Linked DNA regions of Mus musculus: region 2 is linked to region 1. Evidence: chromatin loops called from intact Hi-C (ENCODE). Cell type or tissue: left cerebral cortex. All regions are shown on one strand.

Region 1 (4,000 bases):
AGCCTTCCCATGTGCACAGAGACTGGATATCTGAAAACCAAATATTTCAATATGATGTGTCCCTGAGGGCTCGAATTACTCTGTGCGTGAACAAGGAGAGGGCTGAATTCTGACTATCAACAGGCAAGGCACAAGCCCAAGTTCCTTACAACTAGCCACTCAACCAGACCTTGTAGATCACGGATGATCCTCTGGAGCTGAGTCTCAGTGCTGCTAGAAGCCATGGCTTTCCTCTTTCTTAGATGTGTAGGTCCAAGCAGGCTATCACTTCAGTGCTGTGTGGCTGCTGGTCAGCAATGGTCAGACTCCATGGTAGCACCTGTACAGGGAATAGGCCACAGTTTATAGAGTGTAGAGGACCTTCACTCTGGGTATAAGGACTCATCAGGTATCTTTCCTTAAGGAGATGGCTTGATCTTTCTGTGTGAATCTTGTTAGCAGGTTTGCTTCTGATATACTTATATTCTGACATCATGACTTGATTCTAGACTGTTCTGTGTGTGTTTTGTCTTTTTTTTTTTAATTTTTTTTTTGTTTGTTTTTGGTCAACTTGACACAGGCTAGAATTACTGAAGAAGGAACCACAGGTGAGAAAATGTCCTTTAGACTGGCCTGTGGACAAGTCTCCGGGGCAGTTTTTAGATGAGCTATTGATACAGGGAGGCTCCTCCCACTGTGGTTAGTGCTACCTGTGCAGGTGTTTCTGAATGGTAGAAGAGAGCAGGCCGAGCAAGTCACAAGGAGCAAGTCAGTCAGCAGCACTGTTCCACGGCTTTTGTTCCTGCTCTTGCCTCCAGGTTCCTGCCTGGCTTTCCTCAGTGACAAAGTATGACTGGAGAATTTTAAGATAAAATAAACTCTTTCCTCCCCATGTTGCTTTTGGTCACATTCTTTATCACAGTAACAGAAACCCTAACTAAAGTAAATGTGAAAAGAAGCAAGATCAACTCAAAAGCAAAGCTGTTTTTTTCCCAAGCTACTCTTCCTGTCTCTTGGGACAAAACTGCCTCATATTTAATCCTCAGAAAAGTCTCCATTGGCTCCTTCACGTTTTCCCACAGAGGTCAGACCCGCTTATCTCAGACTCTGACACCTCTAAACCCTGTGGAGCCAGATCTGCTCAGAGCCATTTTTCTTATACTTCTTTCAAAGGAATAGTCAGAAAACTTCTAGCAGGCAGGGTTTAGGGGTCCAAGAAGCAGGGGATACATACCCTAGGGCTTCTAACAGGAACAGTCTGGTATGCCTAGTAAAAGGTGGCTCTTCCATTATCAGACTTGAGCCTCTTCTACCTTGTGTTCAGCTAAGCCTGAGAATGAAAATGTTCCCTGACATGGGCTTACATAGCCCTCCCATCAGACCAGAGACAAGGTACTATTTTAAGCTCAGTCATAGTTTTCCCCAGTTGGAGAGTCTACAGCTAGTACGACTTGGGCAGTTGTTAATGTCGTTTAAGGTCACAATATGTTTGAAGACGAACAAAAAGAGATGTGAGCACCTACCTGGAAGAGAGTTCTGACCATGCATTTGGACATCAAGGCCTTTAGGAAGCTTTAATTTGCCCTTTAGGTATTCTGTGCAAAGGCACAATGTCTGCTGTAAGGACAGTAGCAGCCATATTCCCGAGAGCTGGTACATATTTACACAAAGCACTTCTCACAATCATCATGGTAGGGTAAACACCTTTCCTGTTTACAAAAGAAAAGCTGATGCTCTGTAACCTAAGGCCCAGTGTCAATGACTAGAAGTGGCTTACTCTTCTATGTGATTTCAAACCTGGGGTTTTCTCAGTAAATCCTGCTGTGCCCTTAAGACAGCACAGTCACCACTACAGAAAATGACAACACTTCTCCTGGCTCCTACCTTGAATTTCAGCAGTTCACAGTAACATGTCACCTTGAATCTGTCTAACATGTGCCAGCTCTCTCTCACTCAGTGCTATGGCCCCCTTCAGGTTTCAGGAGGTGGGGCAAGGAAGCCCTGGAAAGGAAACAGCAACTAAGCCATAAGTGACGCCAAATATTTCTAAGCAGTAGAGTGACTGGTCAGGTCAGCAAAGGCTTGTCACTAAGCAGATGCCTAGGGTCTATTTTTAACACACAAGCCAGCACAGCCGTGACTCAGTGAAAACACAGAGAGCCTCTCAGGCCCAGGAAGAAAGAGCCAGGCACTCAGACAGATCACAGTCTTACTAACTACTCCCGATAAAGGCCCCTAACAAGTACTGATGCCACTCATCAAGGATAATAGACTAGACACAGGAGCAGTTTATGAGAAGTCTGTTTCTCATCCCAGTGTTTCTCCAGGTAGAGGGGTTCACAAGGCATAGTCTAGCTTTACTAAAGCTGAGTTACTGTACTCACTAGTTTATGTCAATTTGACACAAGCTAGAGTCATCTGAGAGGAGGGTTCTCAATTGAAAAAAATGTTTCCATAGATTAGGCTGTAGGCAAGCCTATTGCATTTTCTTAATTAGTAACTTATATGACATGGCCCAGCCCATTGTGGGGCCTTTTGGAGGAGCCCAGAAGATGGTGAGTGGGTTCTAGATCTTGGACACTGAGTTATGTATAGAATTGGAATTTGCTTTTGCTTCTTCAGATCAGATTTTGACAGTGCCCTGGCTCGTCTCTCTTAAAGAACGTATTTAACCTATTTTTCACTTTACAGGAGCCCGCAGTTGAGAGACTTCAGTTTTTTTAAAAAAGAGACTGAACTTTTAAAGTATTAGAATTTGTAAGACGGTTAGACTATTTAAGTTTGCAAAATGTTTTATATTGTGATGTTGATATTGACCTGTAATATTGCAGCTGAACAAGGGAATGAAAGGAAAGGTTGCAGTTAACACTGATGTGTTGTGTGTCAAGTTGATAAGGGGTCAATTGTGCTGGCCAGTTTTATATCAATTTGACACAAGCTGAGAGAAGGGAACCTCAACTGAGAAAATGCCTCCATAAAGATGAGGCTGTAGGCAAGTATGTAGGGCATTTCTTTAATTAGTGATTAATGTGGGAGTGCCCCAGCCATAATGAATGGGGCCACTTACGGGCTGGAGTCCTGGGTTCTGTAAGAAAACAGGCTGAGCAAGCCATGAAGAGCAAGCAAGCCAACAAGCAGTATTCCTCTATGGCCTATGCATCAGCTCCTGCCTCTAGCAGGAGCTATTTGAATTTCTATCATAACTTCCTTCAGTAATGGACTATGATGTGAAAGAATAAGCCTACAAAACCCTTTCCTCAAAAGGCTTCATCAAGAGGTATTTCTCATAGCAATAGTAGCCCTATCTAAGAAGCTCTCTACCAAGGAGAGTAAGAGAAAAACATTTGGTATCCAGATAGAGTATAAGTGGCCCAGGCAGGGTTATAGATAACAACTCCTGGGTACTTGGCAATAAAGGAGAATACATCACAGACATATTCAACCAGTCACGATGCATGGCCTTGAGAAAGCTCAGATAATCTCTGGTGCTAACAAGCTGATAGCCAGACAAGATGTATTTTTGGCACCATTATTAAGGAAGAAGATCTCATTCAAGATTGAGAGTGTCACAGCTCTGAACAATGCTGGTGGTGAGGAGTTCTGGCATTTAAGGAGCTTAACACCATGGGAAAAACAGACATGTCTCCAATAAAGTTGTAAATGAGAAAAATCATTTGAGGCCGGATAAAACACCAACTGTCCAGTACTTATAATTATAAGCTTTCGTTACAGAGTCTCATACCTCCTATGGCTCTTGGGCATTTTATATTATGGTACTTTAATCACTGTTTTTTCTACTTGTTCTATAACTCCATTACTGTTCATATTTCTCCAGCACCTAGTACAGTTCAGGTATATGAAGAATCCTCAGTAAGTTACTTGCCAAAAGAATGGGACAGAATATAGATCCTCAGTACACAAACCAAACAAAACCTTGAGGAATTAAAGTATGCCAAAAAGGTAAATAATAAAAATCTTTCAAATAGTGGAAACATGGGTAAACTTTCAGCAATCTAAATAT
Region 2 (4,000 bases), 140 kb before region 1:
CAGATTCATATCTGGAAATAGAATTGAGAGCATAATGTCCTTTTTGTTCTTGCTACTGCCATGAGTGAAGTCCCTCTGGTAGCTATCCCAGGAGTGCTGTTACTACTCATTTTACAGCCCCACTGCAGCAGAAGTCAGTTATACTCAGGGCTAGTTCATTTTACAGCCCCACTGCAGCAGAAGTCAGTTATACTCAGGGCTAGTTCATTTTACAGCCCCACTGCAGCAGAAGTCAGTTATACTCAGGGCTAGTTCATTTTACAGCCCCACTGCAGCAGAAGTCACTTATACTCAGGGCTAGTGCTATTATGGTGACTTGGAGTCTACACCAGATCACCTAAGATATCTTCAGATTCTAGGCCTGCATTTAAAATTTAGACCCTTGATATCTTAGTACAATTGCAACAAACCTAAAATCAACAAGAACAGCTAACATGTCTATGAGTTAAGGGTTAGCAAACCTCCTCCCAAGACAAATCTAATCTTGAATTCACTTTATAGATGTCTTCCCTGAGAACAAATGCAAAATGTCAGCTTCAGCTGGGTTTCTATGCAAAGCCACTGATGACAAAATGACCCCAACTAGCAAAGGACATCAGTGCCAGAACACTGCGAAGTATAAATACCTAGCGTTGCCTTGCTAGTTGCTGTTTCTGTGCCTTTGCCTGCAACTGAGTACAGTGTGGTGAGGAAAAAGGTCTAGCTGAGCCTAAAAGCAACCCTGTAGCTCATTGGCAAGTGGGGAGAGGAACCCCAAGCCAGGAGCAGCCAGCTTACTTTGCCAGTCTTTTCCGTAGGTCTTTGATTTGATCATTCTTTTTGGTGAGAATCTCTTTCATGTTTCGATAAGCTGCTGTTTGTTGAAATTTCTTCTCTAACTCCTGTTTTATGAAAAATGTTGTCAGCCCATTACTAAGGAACGTTAAGGGAAGAATAACAAATGTGATTAAAAAATGCATGTTGTTGGCTAATTTTCTAATTTCCTTAAAAGCATATTTGTATAATATTATAACCACCTGAGCTTTAAAAATACTTCAAAGGAGAATCTAATAAAATAGTATTATTTTCCAAAGTAACACCATGTTAGCAAGTAACTTAATCACACTGTGCCCTCAATATGGGAACCTGTTCAACATATAAACTAACTTTTAAGTAAAATATGTACAATATTTTTCTAAACCCCCAAGTTTTAAATCCCAAGGAGGAAGGGTTTTGAGTGTGAATTTATATAGACATAATTCATGCAGGGAATTGGAAATATAAGTAGTTGTGAGACATGTGACATGCGTGCTGAAAGCCAAATGCAAATCCTCTGCAAGAGTCTTAACTACCAAGCATCTTTCTAGCCCTGAGTTTGAGGATTTTTAGTTCCTAGGACTGTAGCACAGCTGGCAGAACACTTGCCTAATATGTAGGAGCCATGAATTCCATACCTAGTACCCAATCCTTTTTCAAAAAGAATTATGATTGAGAAAATAGATTTACTTATTTACTTTATGCATATGAATGTTTTATAGAACATGTATTTATGTATGTATACCATATGAATGTCTGGTGCCCATCAATGTCAGAAGAGGGCACTGGATCCCCTGAAACTGGAGTTACAGATGGTTAAGAGCCACCATCTCTCCAGCCTTGCATAAATATTCTTAAATATGTAATTCCTAAAGTGAAAAATTTACTATTTCCCATATACACCATTTAAAAAAAGGTTTCAAAATCTTACAACAACAACAAAAGCCACCCAGATCTCTCTCAGGCTATAGAAGAACCAGCAGACAGACAGTAAAGCAAGGGTGCAGGGTGGAGGCAGCGTGTGGAGGAGAGAGGGAGGGAGCAGTTTGTTTATTATCACGAAGATGGAAGAAGGTAAGTGCCAAGAAATGATAGCTCTTCAGAACATACATTGGCTAAAATTCAGAATAAAATGAGCTGCCCCTGGCACTGTGTACCACTTATCTAGTCACATCTGTGCCTCTCTACTGTGCGTATTAGATAACAGCCATGAACAGGCGAAGCCCTTCCGTCTGACCTTTTCAGCCATGCTCAGCTGCTCCTGTACTCTGAGGAGGTCATGTTTGGCTGCTGCTAGGTTCTCTTCCAAAGATTTTTGGTTTTCTGTCTTGTCATTAAGTGTCTTCTGAAATTCACTCCTAAGAGTTGCAACTGTATTTTCCAAGTCATCCAAGTCTTGGGCCTTTAGCAAATCCTATGAAAAACAAATACATGAGTATAATTTCCCTTGATATACGAAATAACAGCAGTTTTAAAATAGTGACTCAACATCCAAGGAAAGAAAGAGTAATGCTTGTTTGTGTGTGCACACAGCTTTTCTCAACAGTCTGGGTAAGTGGCAGCCCCAGCAGGATTGCCAGCAGGCTCAATCCAGCCTCATCCTTGGTGTACACAGGGAAGATACTCAATAGTCACTGTATTCCAAACATAGGAAATAGGATTTTTGAACTGCTAGAATTTTAGTCAGAAAGGAACAAAAGAAATGAGATCTCAATTTGACAGTTGTGTGTACCAGGAAAGGAATTGGCAAATCATACGGAGAAGGGAATTGGGGGCATAGTTTCTTGTAAATCAAGCTGGCTTCAGACTTGCTTTGTAGCCAAAGATGATCTTAGGCACCCATCCTCCTGCTTTCACCTTCCCCAGTGCTGGGATTATAGGCATGTACCAACATGCCTGGTTTATGTGGTACTAGGGATCAAGTTCAGGGCTTTGTGCTCACTAAGCAAGCATTTAGTTACCTGAACTATATCCTAGCCCCTGACAAGTTATTCTGAAAAGCCAAAACCAAACAAATAAAACAAACCTTTCTTGTCCTCCATTCTAACCTTCCTAGACTATTATTTGTCCTGTAGCAGCCTGCTTGCAGGTGCTTCCCACCACATCTCCATCTCTTGGGTGCCTTTTGGTGTGGACCCCAGTTCCTCTAGCTCTTTCATGCTACCTTTCTCAGCCTTTCCTCTCAGGCCATTTCCATTTCTTTACATTACTCTCAACCTACAGAAGCACTCTCTACTAGGGACTCCACTTGTCCAGGACCAAGAGTGGGCAACAGCAACTAAGAATGGAACACTCACCCACAGAGACATGACCAGACACCTCACTAAAAACATACTTGAAACATCTTAATTCCAGATGCTTAAATCTCAGCACAAAAACACAAACATGAACAGCCAATACAATATGCCTTCTCCAGAAGCCAGTAACTTCATGGTAATAGGACCCAAGCAATGCAATCTAGGTGAAGCACAAGACAAGGACTTCAGAATAGCAAATATGAATATGTTCAAGGACCTTAAAGAGGATAGAAACAAATGTCTTAATGAAGACAGTGAAAATAGAAATGGTTGAATAAAATAAACATTTCAACACATGCACACACATATTTGCATGCACACATACACTAGCTAAAACAACCTTGAATAATAAAAGAACTCCTAGAGGTATCACTATCTCAGATTTTAAGTTTTATTATAGAACTATAACAATAAAGATAGCATGGTATGATAATAGACATACTGATCAATGGAATCAAATTGAAGACCCAAACATAAATCTACATATCTATGGACACCTGACTTTTGACAAAGAAGTCAAAAACATACACTAAAGAAAAGACAGGATCATCAACAAATGTTGCTTGTCAAACTGGATAGATGCATGCAGAAGAATGCAAATAGATCCATACTTACGAACCAATCTACACAAAACTCAACTCCAAATGGATCAAGGGCCTTAACAAAGGCCAGATATACTAAGTCTGATAGAAGAGCAAGCAAGGAATAGGCTTGAACTCATTGGCACAGGAAGAGACTTTCTGAGCAAAACACTGATAGTACAGGCACTAAGACCAACAATTAACAAATGGGACCTTATGAAACTGAAAAGCTTCTGTATGGCAAAGGACCTATCATTTGTACAAAGTGACAGGCTATAGAACAGGAAAAGACATCAATTATACACCAATAAAGAATTAGTATTCAAA

The links. Peaks named below come from ENCODE experiments on the same cell type or tissue, not always from the same donor. Only the 100,000 strongest peaks of a DNase experiment are listed, where the experiment ranks them.
Region 2: a loop joins it to region 1, with 3 times the contacts of the local background. A loop is called at or near these places in 4 of 42 quality-filtered maps.

The regions. Positions count from the first base shown.
Region 1 is chr9:123,843,290-123,847,289 of GRCm38, forward strand. It overlaps Fyco1 (FYVE and coiled-coil domain containing 1), which reads right to left. Exons shown (of 18, transcript NM_001110253.2): 2 at 170-319. The coding sequence starts at 224. Gm51700 (a long non-coding RNA gene) reads left to right here and starts at 2,821. Exons shown (of 2, transcript XR_003948283.1): 1 at 2,821-4,000. In left cerebral cortex, a CTCF peak has its summit at 1,948; a DNase peak (open chromatin) is centred at 2,047.
Region 2 is chr9:123,700,093-123,704,092 of GRCm38, forward strand. It overlaps Lztfl1 (leucine zipper transcription factor-like 1), which reads right to left. Exons shown (of 10, transcript NM_033322.3): 8 at 2,033-2,209; 9 at 778-881; 10 at 1-11. Among named protein-coding and RNA genes, the nearest start is that of Lztfl1, 16 kb to the right of the region's middle. In left cerebral cortex, no CTCF peak of the experiment used is centred here; no DNase peak of the experiment used is centred here.